Regions from separate parts of the Mus musculus genome. Here all the other regions are linked to region 1. The links are chromatin contacts, found by Hi-C or POLR2A ChIA-PET in ENCODE. All regions are on one chromosome and are shown on one strand. The core of a region is the stretch at or near the end of the contact, and the rest is flanking DNA. Distances in the headings are between cores, read along the strand shown.

Region 1 (3,771 bases), core at 562-3,061:
CGGCTCGCCAACATACCACGGTGCTCACACCCCATAGGTAGTTTCACTGTGGCAGGCTCCGCGGCTTCCCTGACTTGAGACTGTGGGATCCTTGCAAATGTTCCCTCTTCTTTTTTGTTTGTGTTTGGAGACATAGTTTCACTATGTAGCTCCGGCTGGCCTGGACCTCACAGAGCTTCACCTGCCTCTGCCTCCCAAGTGCTGGTCTTAAAGTGCGTGACGCACAGATTAGCCTCTGTGTCTAACACAATTCATGGCCGTCGTAGACTCCTCCTTGCATGACCGCATCTTTCTCCTTATGCAATTTCTGTTAGTTTATAGTCCCACTTTGTCCTGTCCCTACTGAGAGCTAGGAGAGTCAGCAGGGACCTTTCAGGTTCTCATTTGCTCCATGTGTCGTTACACACGGCCACTAGAGGGCAGGAGACCCCATCCTTCCTTAGAGCCAAACCAGAAAGGCCGCAGAGCAAAATCATTCAGCAAACCAATCGTCGACCTGCTAAGTCACGAAGAAGTTGTGAGAAGCTTTAATTTCACTTTAAGCACTCTTCCAAAGCTTATTATTTCATTTAGGACGCCTGCCCTTCCCCCCGACCCGCCCCCAAGTCCATGGCTTCTCAGTTTTGGAGCAGCAAGAGCTTGCTAGCCCTTAGCTCAGCCTCACAGGCACCTGTATATCCTAGTCTATAGTTTTCACCTCAACATTTTAATTAGATGGTATTCTATGCACTGACCTGGTGCCCAGGGGAGGTGGGGACTGTTCTATGAGTGGACCTTCTTTATTAAGGTGAGGTGAGTGAATGGGAGGGGGAGGGGGATAGGGCAGTTTTCTTTGCCAGTGTATGAGTCTGTATGTGCCCTGTTCCCCAAATCCTTCAGGATCCTTATAGCATAAGCACACGTCACTTTAGACTTCTAACAAGGAAACCATGCTGTTCTCAGTGTGCCCCTTGCTTAGGAAGTACAGATCAGATTAGGTCGCTGGGACACAGTGAGTTCTGTGAGTCATATGAAAACTCAGGTTCAAACATTTCTGTGTTTTGCTAGCTGGGGGAAAGCTTTTTCTCATCTATGAGGGAGCACTTTATTCTGGGAGAAAGCAAATGGTTCCTTTGTAGTTTTATCTACATTGTGTGATCAGTCCAGGCTGAGGGAGACGGTGGTGGGGATGAGCCAAGAGGAAAGTCTGCTGGGTTTTACTCCCAAACTGACTTCATCAAAAACTTCCGATTTTGGTCTTTGCAAAGAATAGACCTGATCTAGTTTGCTTTTCTGTTGCTGCGATAAACATCAAGACCAAAAGCAACTTGAGGAGGAAAAGGTTGATTTCAGTCTACAAGTGATAATCTGCAGGAGAGAGGCCAGGGCAGGAGCTCCAGGCAGGAACCTGGAGACAGGAGCTAAAGCCGAGACCATGAAGGAATGCTGCTTACCTTTCCCTCTGGCTTGCTCAGCTGCCTTTCTTACACAGCTCGGGCCACCTGCCGAGGGATGACACAGGCCACCCTGACGGACTCTAATATAAATCAGCAATTAAGAAAATGGCTCTCAGGCATGGCCACAGGCCAGTCTGTTATAGGCAATCATTCAGTCGTGTTTTTTTTGTTTTTTTTTTTTTTCTACCCAGATGACTCTAGGTCTGTGTTACATTCATAGCTGAAGCTTACTAGGACAAGACCCAAGTAGGCCTTTCTGTTACCATCTTTGTCTGTAGCAGTGTGAATGACTGTGCTCCCACAGCCACATGGTGGCACCCAAGGGCATCTCCAGAAGACCTGTGCCTTTGTGTTCACACCGGCCCCTCCCTAAGCCCCTTCCGTGTTCATCCTATGTGCTCTGAGCTCCTTCTCAGGCTCTACTGATGTAAGACATGCTTCTAGAAACCTCTTTCTTCCTAGAAACATTTGGAAATCCTCCTGCCAGGGAGACTGGGGTGGCCTGGTAAATCTTTAACTCTCCTTGTGTGGCTCTTGGCCCTCTTTAGGATTTGCTTCCACTGACCTGAGGGCAGAGATGGCGACTTCATCCCACCAAGGAGCAGCTGCAGGAAGCCAGGCAGAGCACAGAAGCTGTGAAGCATCAGTAGGACAGGGGGAAAGACCGAGGTATGTTTCAGAGGTGTGTGTGTGTGTGGGGGGGGTCTATTATAGCTTGGGGGGGGGTGATAAGTTTAGACTGTGGAAGGCAGTCTGCCCTGTGTTGGGTTGGATTTCAAGAGCTGGAATTATGTCACTCCAACCAGATCCAGTAGGGATGTACCGTATTTTTCCCAAGAAAGAATGTGGAACAGCTGCCTGCCAGGAGGTCTGTGGGGAAAGGCTTCACACCTAAGGAGGAAGAAGAGGACAGAAGTGTGGCAGACAGGGAGGTTCAAGATCCAGCAGGGAGTGTCTCAGGGGTTGGACTCCCAGAAGGAAGTCACTGGTTGTCACTGGGACTGTTGGTCTCCTGGAGAAGCAGATGGCAGTATCTATGTCCTATATTCTCTCTTCGAACAATTTCCAGTCCTTTCACAGAAAGATCCAGTTAGTCATGTATTGAAGGAAGTCTTGAGTTTATGTACATTTAATCCAAACTGGCCCTCACCTGCTAACTCCTTTTCTTATGCTGACTGACTCACTGTCTAGGACTAAACGTCTTCCCCCGCTGGGCTCTGGAGGCCTCTCTGATCTCTTTTCTCTGGGACCACTTGCACCTTGATGTGGGATGAATCACAGAAGCTCCTTCCAATGGTTGAACTCGTGGTACCCTTGGGCAATATCCAGGGAAGACAGAGCGGGACTCACAGACTTACTCACTCAACTGCCAGGATAGGGTGATGATTGTCTTTTGGTGGAAACATTTTGCTCTTTGTAGCCAAGACCTCTGTGCTAACAAAGTGTAAGATCTTGGGGACTGGAAGCAAAGATTTTGCTGAGGTCAAGTAGTGTCGTTCCCATTTGATTTTTACCCATGAATTGCTGACCCATGAATCCTGCTATAGAGAGATGGCACTGTATACTTTGATATTACCAGACCCATGTATAGTCCCTATCCATGTTACTGTGGCCACTGTGATGAGATTGTTGGCTGATGATCAGGTGACTGGGGAAGAGGATGACTGGCACCAACAGAATGGGTCACCCTGTCAGCTTGATGATCAAGCTCTTCCTTTGCTGAGGTCAGTTTTTGATGGGCATTCAGAAGTTCTCTTGCTTGTCTTCCTCGCAGTCCTTCCAGACACCTCTTCCAGACCGATTTCCCAGCCATGTTGTTTCCAAATCCACACCATCCAGCCAAATGGTTGGCTGGAGCCCATGGGTTGGTAATAGTTGCACATCTGACCATTTCTTCTTTTAGTGTAATGAACAAGGTGCGCTGCTCAAAGTTCTGCCCCATGGGGAGAATATTCTTCCAACGTGTTCTCAAGAGATGCCCAAGCCTTGGCCACAGTGAGGTAGCTGTCCTCTGTTGGTGGTGCCCACATGTACAGAACCATCTGCCAAACAGGTCGTCCTTTTCTCTGTCGACTGGTTGCAAGGGACTCACCCTGAGGTCACAGATTTTGGCCTGGAGTGAGAAGGTGGTGTGATCGTGGTGAGGGCATTGGGGACACTGTTTCATGAAACCAGATTACCCTTCTAACCACTTCTAGTCACTAGTTAACATTTCCACAAGGATGGAGTGCTGGTTGTCCATCTACTTGCAGGCCCAGTGGATTGCCTTAGTGCATTATATACTCAGGTCATCAAATATCTGAGGCTGGGAAGTCCAAGATTAAGGGGTCCACAC
Region 2 (3,771 bases), core at 605-3,104, 92 kb before region 1:
TTACAGCAAACAGGAATGAACTTTCTTCCACCTTTTAAGGAGATGGCTTCAGTAGTTCTTAAGTGACTTGCCTAAGGCAGTCCTAGGAGCTGTCCATGGTGGTGGCACTTTCTTTCCTGACTCAGCCTACCACTTTCATGAAATACCAGCGCAGGAGCTGTCCACGGTGGCGACACCTCTTCTTCAGACTCCCAAGAAGCTCAGCAGTGATGTCGCCTCAGCCATGGGCCCAAAGCAGGGAAAGGGAGGTGAAAAATGCCTCCAGTCCCTGAGCAAAAAAACCCACCAATCCCTGAGCTTCCCACAAACCCCCACCAATCCCAGAATAGGAAACCTCACCAATCTCTGAGCTCTCCAAGCTCAGGACTTGAAATCCCACCAATCCTCAACCTGGAAATCTCTGCCCTGAAAAGCTCCATCCATAAGAAATCCTATATAAGCCCTGCCCTTTGTTCAACAGCCTTGCTGTCTGCTCCTGGAAGCAGAGGCAGCCACTCCTGGATTTGTCCCCTCTCTCCCTGGACCCTCCCTATTTTGTTTTTTTTTTTGTTTTTGTTTTTTTTTAAATGAGATTTGATTCCTGATGTGATGTTTTTGTTTTTGTTTTTGTTTTTTAGCATCAGAAGAAGCAAAGAAGCAATGAAGAGAAGTGGAGCGGGGCTGAGGCTCCAGAGCTCAGCTGGGTATACCCTTCCCTGGGAGCTGCAGTGCCTCTTGCTGAGGAGGCTTCCTCTCAGAGCTATGTGGTTCCTGGGCTCCTGTGTCTCAGGACGCTCTTCTATTGGGACACTGTCCTACCTCTGAGCTGTGTGGTTCCTAGGCTACCATGTCTACCATTGGGACACTCTCTCTGCTAAGAGTTGTGCGGTTCTTGGGGTTCCACACCTTCCTAGAAGGAACATTTATAGCTTCTAATCTTAAAATAGACTCAGGCTGGTCCATCACATGGAGAAGTTCAAGGGAGATCAAATGGATACCGGGCACCATTTGACGGATTAGAAAAGCTAGGTCACCACTGGCCTGCAGCCTAGCACACTGAACGTCATCAAACACGTATTCATTAAGGACTTTGCACTGTGATACAGTGCAAAGATGTGAACAACAACAAAACTGTGCCTATACTTAGCCAGCCCAGGCTGGAAGGGTGTGGACTGAACTGGGATTGCTTTGTCTGAGTGCACAGAAAGCATCAGGAGATGGAAAACCCTCCCAATGTAGACATTTCCAAGTGGCCTGTGAAAGAAAGTGAGAGGCATTCTCCCCTGTGCCTAGTTAAGGTGACCTCTTTATCCGTTGGACAATGTCATTTACAAAGGTGGCAGTTTGCGTTGGTGACATCTCTGGGGGCAAGGCCTTTGGGAATATCACTAGGCAGTGCACATTTATCTCAGGAAACATTCTGATGTAGTTTTCTAAAAATACGGGTAAGGTTCCCACAAGGGGTCCTTCTTATCGTTATTGTGGCACCTTTTGTCTGCAGTCCTAGGCGGTGAGCATGACTGCACCGCTGTGAGGGGCAGGGTTCGGAGAGGGGTGGGCGAGCACGTACCAGGCACCGTTTATCGGGTTAGAAAATCTAGGTCACCACTGGCCTGCAGCCTAGCATACTGAATGTCACAGAACACATTCGTTAAGGAACCATAAATGCCTTTCCCAACGTCGCTCTGTCAAATGTGCTAATGACCAAACTAACAGGAACAAAATCCTCCAGCAGCACTGGCCGCGGGTTCCAGCACAAAGAGCTAGAAGCTCCTCTGGTTGTGTAATCTGCGTCACTTGCGTACCCTGCCAGCCGCAGCGCGTCCCTTAAAAACAACTTTTTCTGCGTCGCACCACTCCCCGCCCCTTCCGGCCTTTCGCAGGTTCCGGGTCGGCTGGGCCTGCGCCAGAAACCGAGTTGCGTGTTCTGTTTGTTTGGGGGATGCTGGATTCTTCTGGAACCGCCCGCGGTTAGTGGCCACGCCCTCAGCCCCAGGCACTGCTCTGAGTGCAGTTAACAGACAGAACGCTTTAACCGGTAACAATCGCGGCCGGTGAGGTGGGTGCTGCCTTGGTGGCCAGGAGACATTAGGATTGGATTTCCTATCCCACAATCACAGCCTCTTGGTATACATAACAACAAGGGTTCCGCTAGTGTGATAGATTATTTTAAAAGAGCAGCCGTAGAGAAAAAGGCGGAAAAAGTTTTGGTCTTGTTTATTCTCGGTGAGGGAGCATTTGTCACAAGATATGCAAATGGCAAAAATGCCTACAAAGGAAGAAGGATGCGGCCCCTTATTGGGGTCAGAAATGGGTGGAAATGACTTCAGTAGTCCCCAAAGGAAGCTGGGAAGTGTAGTCTCCCAGCAGGAACTTATCCGTGGCTTTTGTCACTTTGGCTATGTGAGCTCAGAAGATGGCGGAGTGTTGTTTAAAACATCCTCCACTGTTGTGCCAGGGAAAAGTTAGTGACCCCCCCCCCCCCCCCGCCAAACACACACACACACACACACACACACAGGAGCTGATCTGATGCAACTCACAGCAGGGTCTTTATTCTATTCGAGCTAGCTCAAGCCCCCCCAATGCACCACCCTCACACAGGACGGTTTTGGTGGGGGAGGAGCCCCGAATGTCTATGTGGCAAGGCTTTATAGTAAGCACCAAACATGGAATACGAATGCGAGCATCTAAATGGAAAGCTACTTTGGCCTTTAATATAACTGGCTGGTGCTGGGAGTCACATCATAAACTTAACTTCTGCTCCCCTCTGCATGGGTGGTCATTAGGCAAGGGTTGGGCTTGCAACCTGGGGTGCAGGTTTGTTGGGGGAATAACCAGGAGATACTGGTCTTGTTAGGGGTGTAACTTGGAAACTCTGCTCTTGTTGGGGATTAGCCTAGAGACGAGCTAGGCTCAGGTTTTGTTGTGGGGACAACTTGGATACTAATGCTAGATACCGGCCTGTAGTCTACCTGAGTTCAAGCTTAGGTCAGATTCTCTAAAATGGAGTCTGAATTTAAAAGCTTTGGCATCTCACACTGACTGGCTTAAATTCTCTGGTTGTGTGGGAGACTAGAGCTCCTTCTTCCCCAGGTGTAGGAATGTGAGAGGAGAGGAGGCTGGCAAGCTTGCACAGAGTGGGACTGTGGAATGCCCCTGGATGTATGTTTGTGCGGTGTAACAGGGTAGAATTAGGGAGCCAGGTCCCATCTGGGCATGCTCCTGAAAAGGACTGACAAAATAGTCAAGAGAAAGTTCTAATCTAATCAGCCAACACAGGGTACATGCTGAGGCATCTCCTAGTCCAGGTGAACAGATGCCAAAAATTACTCATCTGCAGGTTGCTGGTTTTACAGCTATGTGGCTTCTCTGGGGGACGCATAGGCTTTGGACTGTGGACAGTTATCATTTCCCACGACCTCCCTTCATTGGCTTGCACGCCTGCAGGCCATTCTGTTTCCTCGTCTGTCAGGAAAAATAAGATTCCTTGCTATTTTCACGCACCCCAAACCTTTCCCGTGTGTCTTACCTCGTATTTCACCTCTTTCCTGTGGTGTGTTTTACTCCTGTTTGCCTGGGCCCCTGTACTCCATCTGAGAAACACTTCCAAGTCTTTCCCTCCTCTACCCCTCCAGCATTCCAGTATTCTCAGCGCTCCAGTGGACCTGCCAAAGGTGTTGTACCTACGAGTTCTATAACCATTAGGACTGGATTTTCAGAAAAACAAACGACAAACTAGAAACAAGTACTGAACACAAACCTTTTTCTTGTTTTGAGTCTTGAAGCAAT
Region 3 (3,771 bases), core at 902-3,401, 99 kb after region 1:
CTTATTCCTTGAGAATTTCATATATTTTGATCATATTCTCTCATTTTTCCCGAGTCCTCCCAAATCCTTTCCACCTCCCTACTCACAAAACCTCATGAAGGCTGCCCTGAGGTATGCATACACCCAGTGTCACTTCATTGAAGAAAATTGATTTTCCTTCTCCCAGGAGCTATGGTTTGTGACTAGCTCCTGAGTGGAGTGGGACTTTGTGCCCACAGCCTTTGGGGGGATTTGTGTCGCACTTGCTCAGGTGTGGTGAACACGGTCACATCTACTAAAACTCATGTATGCACCTGCCCTGTTGTGTCTGGAAACAGTTTCCCTAAAGTCATCCACCACCTCTGGCTCTTACGGTCCTTCTGCCCTCTTTCCACAGAGATGAGATGAGCCAGCCAGGGATCTCCTTCCAGTGTTCACACCAAAGCACAGGGTCTAAAAATTGACTTCATTAATTAACATCAATAATGAGAGATGAGTCACCGCCTATCTTCAAAAGAACACTTGCCATGACTTTTGGAGGGTTTAATTTGTTCCTCTGTAAAAAAGATATCAAAGGTTCTTTTTAAAAAGAATTGTTTCAAGATGGACTTGATTGCACATGTCTGCTAGGAGGCGTAGGCAAGAGGAGCAGATGTTCCCCTCCCAGGGCCCTTGGTTCAACTCTTAGTACTGGGTGGTTGTGGTCTTCATGGGGTGATGTGAACTCTGGTCTCTGGCAGGTTTCTGAGAGACTCTGAGCTTTTCTGATGAGTTAAGAACCAAAGGTTGAATAAAAATCAAAATGGGGGAAAAAATCTCTTCAATGGGACAGAACCATCACTCGGAATTCTCTTTTCCTTTCTTTCTTAAAAATAATAAAAAAAATAATGATGATGATGATAATAATGAAACCCAAACCTCTTAGGACCTTTTGTTCTCCCTCTTTGCCTTTGCCTTGAGATGTACATCTTTAAAAAAAAAACAAAAAACAAACAAAAAAAAACAAACAAACAAAACAAAACAAAAACAAAAACAAAAAACTGTTTTGAGTTGAAGAGTGGGAGGATCTTGTGCTCACAGCAGCCTCTCTTTGAATTGCAAACATCCAGAACCTCCCTAGCACCCTGGGAATGTAGGGATCTAGCTTCAGCTGAAGCCTGACTGCAGGGCCCTCTCGGTTGCAGACCTTCCTCTTGCCCTAAGGACATAACAAGCTCTAGCAACTAGCAGGCACAGCTGGTCGCTACTGAGTTTAAGATAAAGGACAGAGACACTAATAAAGGATGCTGCTACATCTTCTTGAGGCTAAGGCTTTTTATTAGACTGACTCACACAGTGGCTTAGGCTGGCTTCTAACTCAAGGCAATCCTGCTGCAATCCCCTGACAAACTAGGATAAGAATAAGCCACCATGCTTAACTTCAGTTATGTCTTCTCTTAAAAATACAAGCAGAGGGCTTTATCTACCTAGCTTTAAACTAACTGTCCTTCCCTCCTTTCATCTCTCTTCCTTCCTCCCCCCCCCCCCCCACTTTCTGTGCAGTCTCTTAGAATGTCACCTCCCTAGACCCCTTGAAACCCTAGTGTTCACAACAGAGAGCCAAGTATACTTTCCTGACAATAGAAAGCATCATGGGGGAATTCTCTGAGATGAGAATCACCTTGCATAAGCCAGCACTGTGTATTATGTTCAAGGCTTAAACTTAACAGGTACAAAGGTAAAGAAATACTTCACCCTGCCCATCTGGACATTCCATAGGCGAGAAACTGTACAATGACCACCTATGGCTGTGTCAACAAATAGCAAAGAAGGGGTAGCCAGTACCGGGTCTCCTGTCTGAGCTTAGCTGCTCTTTGAGAGGGGGCAGTCCGGGTTCTCCGGGGCCAGTGCTGCTTTTCTGTCCCTCTTTAGGAGTTCTGAATGCAGAGCCTGTGACATGAGACCCCAGGAGCTTGGGGAAGTGCAGATGCTCAGCTTGGGTGCTGATGGGGAACCTGGGACGCAGCACTTTCCAGCCACACATGGGCTTTCTTGAAAAGGGTGGCTGTCTTCCACTTCTCAGGCTCCGAGAACTGTGCCCTCAACACCCCCTGAAGGGGAAATGAGTAGGGCCGGGAGGCTTTCCACAGGAAGTGGTCATTGACTAAAGCAGTTTCACTGTGTTCTGGCAAATGTTCAAGGCCTTTCCACCTACCCGAGGGGATATAGTCTGCAGGGCAGTGTGTATTCCGTCACCATGGGCTTTCTTTTCCTGCCTTCGGACTCTGGATTCATGGCTCTGCATGTAGCTGTTCTGTGAGAGCACTGCTCAGCAGGCACAGGCCCACCGCATACCTGTAAGGGTAAAGAGGAACCCGCCAGGGCGCTGACAGCCGCTTGGGAGCCAGGGAGCCGCTGTGCACTCGGGTGAGCTTGGTGTGTTGGGTTTCCTGGACAGTGAAAGAGCAGTGAATTGAGGGTCGGCGACAGCATAGAGTGGGACAGAGCCCTGAAATTTCCATGCCATCATCCCTAGGCCCTAGGCTTTCCATCTCACCATCTGCGCCTTTCTGAAACCCTCAGTTAACAAAGGTGATGGTTTTTTGATGGAGGAGTAATTAAAGTCCGAGCCACAGGCTTTCCCAAGCTCCCCCAGCAGGTGGAGCACATTTCTTCATTTTATCCCAGACTCCCCAAAGCCTACTAGGCCAGATAGACCTCATCTGAAGGAGGGCAGGATGAGTTCTTAAGGCTCTACAAGCCAGAGTGAAACCTCTATGTTCCTTCCTATATGGTCTAGCCCTTCCCTGAAAGACAGGTCAGTGAATTCTACCTTAGAATCTTGTCTGAAAACCACCCCATTCTTCATGGCCAGGTATCCCACACCTTCCCTTAACATACCCCAAGAAGCTGTGGTATGTTAACAGTATTATGTTTTAGATGTGTATGAACACCCTCGTTGTCAGCTGAACTTTACAGTAGAGGGTACTATTTCCAGGACTCTTGCCTACTAACCTGCCCTGTGACTCTTAGTACCTGGACATAAAGGAACAGGGGAGGGGCAGATGGGTGGAGCAGATGCGAGTGAAAATGTTTGTTTTGGTTTTAGTTGTGTGAGGAAATACACTGGTGCCACTGGAGACTTGTGGAGATCAGAGGACAGCTTTCTGAAGTCATTTCTACCCTTCTGCTTGGTGGAAACGGCTTCTCTCTTGTTTCTGCCACACCCTGGGCTAGCTGGCCTGACAGCCTCTGGCTGATTCTCCTATCTCCACAGGCTGCCTCACTGTGTATAGTGCTGGGATTACAGAAGCAGGCTCTGGTGCTCAGAGTCAAGTCTCCAAGCTTGTGCATCAGGCGCTTTGCCCTAGGCGTCCTTGTTGCCTGCCGGTACTTAACAAGGAAGACAAGAAAGACTCTCTCAACTTCCTGACTGAACTGTGTCCTCATTGCTTGGTAAAATAAATTGTCCTGATAAGCTGGCTTGGCTGTTTTCAGACGAGAATGAACATTTGGGTTTGTGCTTCTGCCTTCTCCTTGAGTAATGCCTTCCTGCTGACCCTTGTCAGTTGCCACGGCCCACACACTGCCCACACTGGGGAAAGTTAGCAGAACTTTCCCTTTGTAGACGAACTCTACCTCCACTCTGTCTGCCCACAGTTGTGTGCTCTGCAGGTCAACAGTCACATCTCTTCATGTCCATCACACCTCCTCCCCTTCCCTCTGTTTCTAGGCTGTTGACTGACTTCTCCTGTTTGATCTGTGACTCATTTTAATGTCTCTATCTCATTACCCTGCTTCACCTCTGTGCAT
Region 4 (3,771 bases), core at 855-3,354, 78 kb after region 1:
CCAGTGACAACTCTCTGAGGATTGTTCTGGTAGGGAAAACAGGAAGTGGAAAGAGCGCCACAGCAAACACCATCCTGGGGCAAAAGAGATTTGTTTCTAGAATCGCACCCCATGCTGTCACCCAGAACTGTCAGAGTGACTCCCGCAGGTGGAAGGAAAGAGACCTCCTGGTTGTTGATACCCCAGGGCTCTTCGACACCAAGGTAAAACTGGAAACCACCTGCCTTGAAATCAGCCGGTGTGTCCTCCAGTCCTGCCCTGGGCCTCATGCCATCATTCTGGTTCTGCAACTGAACCGCTTCACGGTGGAAGAGCAAGAAACTGTTATCAGGATCAAGGCTATCTTTGGGGAGGAAGTCATGAAGTACATGATTGTCTTGTTCACCCGCAAAGATGATCTGGAGGACCAGAGCTTAAGCGACTTCATTGCTGACTCAGATACAAACCTGAAAAGCATCATCAAGGAGTGTGGCAATCGCTGCCTGGCCATCAATAACAAAGCAGAGAGGGCTGAGAGGGAAACGCAGGTGCAGGAGCTGATGGGGCTTGTAGAAACCCTGGTGCAGAACAATGGTGGTCTCTACTTCTCCCATCCCGTATACAAGGACGCGGAGCGAAGGCTGAAGAAGCAAGTGGAGATCTTGAGGAAAATTTACACTGACCTACCAGAGAAGGAGATTAGAATAGTGGAGGAGGAGTATGCTCTTAGGAAATTTAGTGCTCAGGAAAGAGAGAAAAAAATACAAGCCATTAGGGAAAATTACAATCTGAAGATAAGAAACCTTCGTGAGGAAGCAGAGAAGAACATATTCAACCAGATTATTGAAGAAGTTAAGAAAGTTCTTTTGAAAATATGGCATCTTTTTTCATAAGCAGTCTGCATTTTTTCACTTCTTCTGCGCATTTTTCCACCTCACTCCTGACCACTCTCCCTGCTGACCCTTTTCTAACAGCCATTTGCAGATTTAAGAGATAGCAAAGCCAGGGATTCAGTGTACCAGAGTCAGGGCTCAGTGCCAGGCTCCAAGGCTGGATGGATCACACTCGGCCCTCTGCTCCCAATGCTAGCCTGTCCTACCGTTCCCACTATGATGCACTGAAATGCCTCTGTAACCATGAGCCCAAATAAACACTGCTTCCCTTAAGTTGCTTCTGTGAGACTTTTTTTTGTCACATTAACAGAAAAGGCAGAATATAGCCTTTTCTCAGTTTGTAGCTCCGATTTTATTGTTAAAGGCGATCATCTATGGTGTTAGGGAAATATAGGAACTTTTGTTCTAGATTTCAAAGTCAAATTCTTAACCACTGCTCCCCAACCCCCTACATCCCCATCACTACCACATACCAGTGTTTCCTCTAGGAAGCATCTCCAAGCTTTTCGTTGTAGTTCTTCAGTCACTCCCTCCCTCACAGTGGTTAATGCTAACTCCACGCAGCCTCTGCTGCCCACAGGGAATGATTTACTGACACATAGTATATGTGGGCCAGAACACAAGGACAGGCAGAGAGGAAAAAGTGTCTCCCCACACTGTCTGTAAGAAACTGTCCTAGACCTTGTGACTGAGGGTCAGTGCTTGAATGAAGACCATATCCCTCTTGACTATAGGATGTTAGATGCTCATTGTTCTGTGAATTCAGGGTTTTGGTATTCTGGATGAGTTGGTTCCATTTTGTTCAGATTTTCCTTCAGCATTTGCCCAGTTCTTGTGTCTTTGGTGAAGCTCTATTAGGATATGAAAAATGGCAACTGGTAATTTTAATTGGTGATTAGAAATAGGAATAGAAGCACACACATTCCAAAGAAACAATCATGTCCCACATTAGTCTAATGGCAAACAACTGACCTTTAGCTGTTATCAGGAATATCTTAATCCCATCTGCTATGTTTTGTAAAGCAAGGTATGGTGGGCAGAGCACCCCCCCCCCAAGGTACCACTCTAGAATAGATGAAGTTTATTTGGGGAAAGTGGGGGGTTAAGAAGAGAGGAGAGGCAGAGAAAGAAAGGGAGAGAGAGAGAGAGAGAGAGAGAGAGAGAGAGAGAGAGCCACTCAGCAGGAGAGGCTCAGAATCTGACTAGCAGTCTCCACCCCAGGGGTGATGTAGCTATGAATACCTGCAACCCAGCTGAGGAAACTTCTGGCCCATGCCCAAAACCCATTTCCTTTTCTCCTTTACTTGACCTTCTTTGTATAATTGGTGGTGTTAGTATGTTAGCATTCTTTCTAGGCTCTGCTCAACAGTTACCTAGCAACAGCCTGGTTGCTCTATAAAAAGACTTTGGCCTCTCACTCTCTAACCCTTTTCTCTCCCTCTCTGCCCTCTCTTCTCTCCCCTTCTCTCTTCACGTGTTTCCTGCTGGCATCTCTCTCTCTCTCTCTCTCTCTCTCTCTCTCTCTCTCTCTCTCTCTCTCTCTCTCTCTCCACCCTTTCTTTCTTTGCCTCTCCTCTCTTCTCAATCCCCACTTTCCCCAAATAAATTTCATCTATTCTAGAGTGGTACCTTGGGGGAGGGTGTGCTCTGCCCACCATACCTTGCTTTACAAAACGTAGCAGATGGGATTAAGATATTCCTGATACCAGCTAAAGGTCAGTTGATTGCCCTTAGACTAATGTAGTCATTGTGATCTCTGGCTCCTTCTTGCTAATTCCTGAAATTCTCTGACAGCTGTGATTCCAAACACCTGCCCAACCAGAGTGTGAACTTTTGCATCCAGAAGCTATCCATGAACACATGGTTAGAAGAACCCAATAGTTATTAAGTAAACAATGTTAAATATATACTCTAAAAACAAATGGGTAATTGTCTCTCAGAATAAATATCTCTGTGATGAGCAATTTTCTTAGCACGGTTGAGTTTTACCTTAATAAACTCTCTCTCTCTCTCTCTCTCTCTCTCTCTCTCTCTCTCTCTCTCTGTGTGTGTGTGTGTGTGTGTGTGTGTGTGTATGTGTGTGTGTGTGTGTCCTGGCCATTTTCTAAGGCATTACATCTGGTTTCAGAATGACAGTCCAGCAATGTGCCCTGCCCTTGAAGCCCCCAGAACATAATTCTACCTCAGATAGCTCTCCTCCATCCTTCTCCATTTACACTTACAACACACACACACACACACACACACACACACACACACACACACACACACACTGTTTTTTACTGCATGTTTCATTTGAACATTTTGGCATTGCTAATGAGGTCTTACTTACACTGCACATGTCATCAATTGGTACGTTTGCTATTGTGGTGCTGGGGATGGATCCCAAGCCTCCAGGATCATTAGCAATTGTGTAACCACATAGCTATATCCCTAGTGCTTGCTTGCTTGCTTGCTTGCTTGCTTGATTGATTGATTGATTTATTGATTGATTTTAAGTTTCCCAAGCTTGCCTGGAAACTCATAATCCTCCTGCCTCAGCCTTCTGAGTGCTTGGATTATAGGTGTACATCACCATACTGGGCAGAAGTTCCATTTTAGAATGACTGGATTCTTTTTTAATGATTTGTTTTTTATTATTTTTGAAACTAAAGACCAGAGGCTTTTGATCTCTTGGAGCTGGAGTTCCAGACAGTTATGGGGCTGCCTCACATGGATGCTGAGAACTGAACTTGGTTCCTCAGGAAGAGCAGCTAGCACTCTTAACTGCTATACCATGTTTCCAGCCCTACATTCTCTTGTTTTTAAAGCCATAAAACTCTACACCCAGGTCTAGGAGCACACTCTCAAACGTTAGGAGCTTAATAATTGCATGTGTTTCTCTTTTGTAAAAAAATGA

What was found. A loop is a pair of places that touch in the nucleus more often than their neighbours do. ChIA-PET counts read pairs that join two places held with the same protein, here RNA polymerase II (POLR2A).
Region 2: POLR2A ChIA-PET joins it to region 1 with 37 read pairs in Patski. The contact joins the promoter of Lrrc61 here to the promoter of Gimap8 in region 1. A Hi-C loop is called at or near these places in 12 of 37 maps with a recorded cell type or tissue (T-helper 2 cell, gastrocnemius, heart and 3 more). POLR2A ChIA-PET finds 5 or more read pairs at or near these places in 1 of 5 experiments (Patski).
Region 3: a loop to region 1 is called in a map of heart, with 5 times the contacts of the local background. The contact joins the promoter of Gimap5 here to the promoter of Gimap8 in region 1. A Hi-C loop is called at or near these places in 8 of 37 maps with a recorded cell type or tissue (T-helper 1 cell, T-helper 17 cell, heart and 1 more). POLR2A ChIA-PET finds 5 or more read pairs at or near these places in 1 of 5 experiments (Patski).
Region 4: POLR2A ChIA-PET joins it to region 1 with 15 read pairs in Patski. The contact joins the enhancer-like site here to the promoter of Gimap8 in region 1. A Hi-C loop is called at or near these places in 3 of 37 maps with a recorded cell type or tissue (T-helper 17 cell, gastrocnemius and heart). POLR2A ChIA-PET finds 5 or more read pairs at or near these places in 1 of 5 experiments (Patski).

Annotation. Positions count from the first base shown.
Region 1 is chr6:48,645,423-48,649,193 of GRCm38, forward strand. It overlaps Gimap8 (GTPase, IMAP family member 8), which reads left to right and starts at 1,812. Exons shown (of 6, transcript NM_001077410.1): 1 at 1,812-1,863; 2 at 1,985-2,105. The coding sequence starts at 2,014.
Region 2 is chr6:48,552,945-48,556,715 of GRCm38, forward strand. It overlaps Lrrc61 (leucine rich repeat containing 61), which reads left to right and starts at 1,855. Exons shown (of 3, transcript NM_177736.3): 1 at 1,855-2,038.
Region 3 is chr6:48,744,046-48,747,816 of GRCm38, forward strand. It overlaps Gimap5 (GTPase, IMAP family member 5), which reads left to right and starts at 2,152. Exons shown (of 3, transcript NM_175035.5): 1 at 2,152-2,385.
Region 4 is chr6:48,723,492-48,727,262 of GRCm38, forward strand. It overlaps Gimap7 (GTPase, IMAP family member 7), which reads left to right. Exons shown (of 2, transcript NM_146167.3): 2 at 1-1,145. The coding sequence ends at 872. Among named protein-coding and RNA genes, the nearest start is that of Gimap7, 6.8 kb to the left of the region's middle. Within about 2 kb of position 2,105, at least 1 of the 3 ENCODE cell types and tissues checked has a DNase peak (open chromatin) inside an H3K27ac peak, as active enhancers do; it is heart, where a contact is called at or near this core.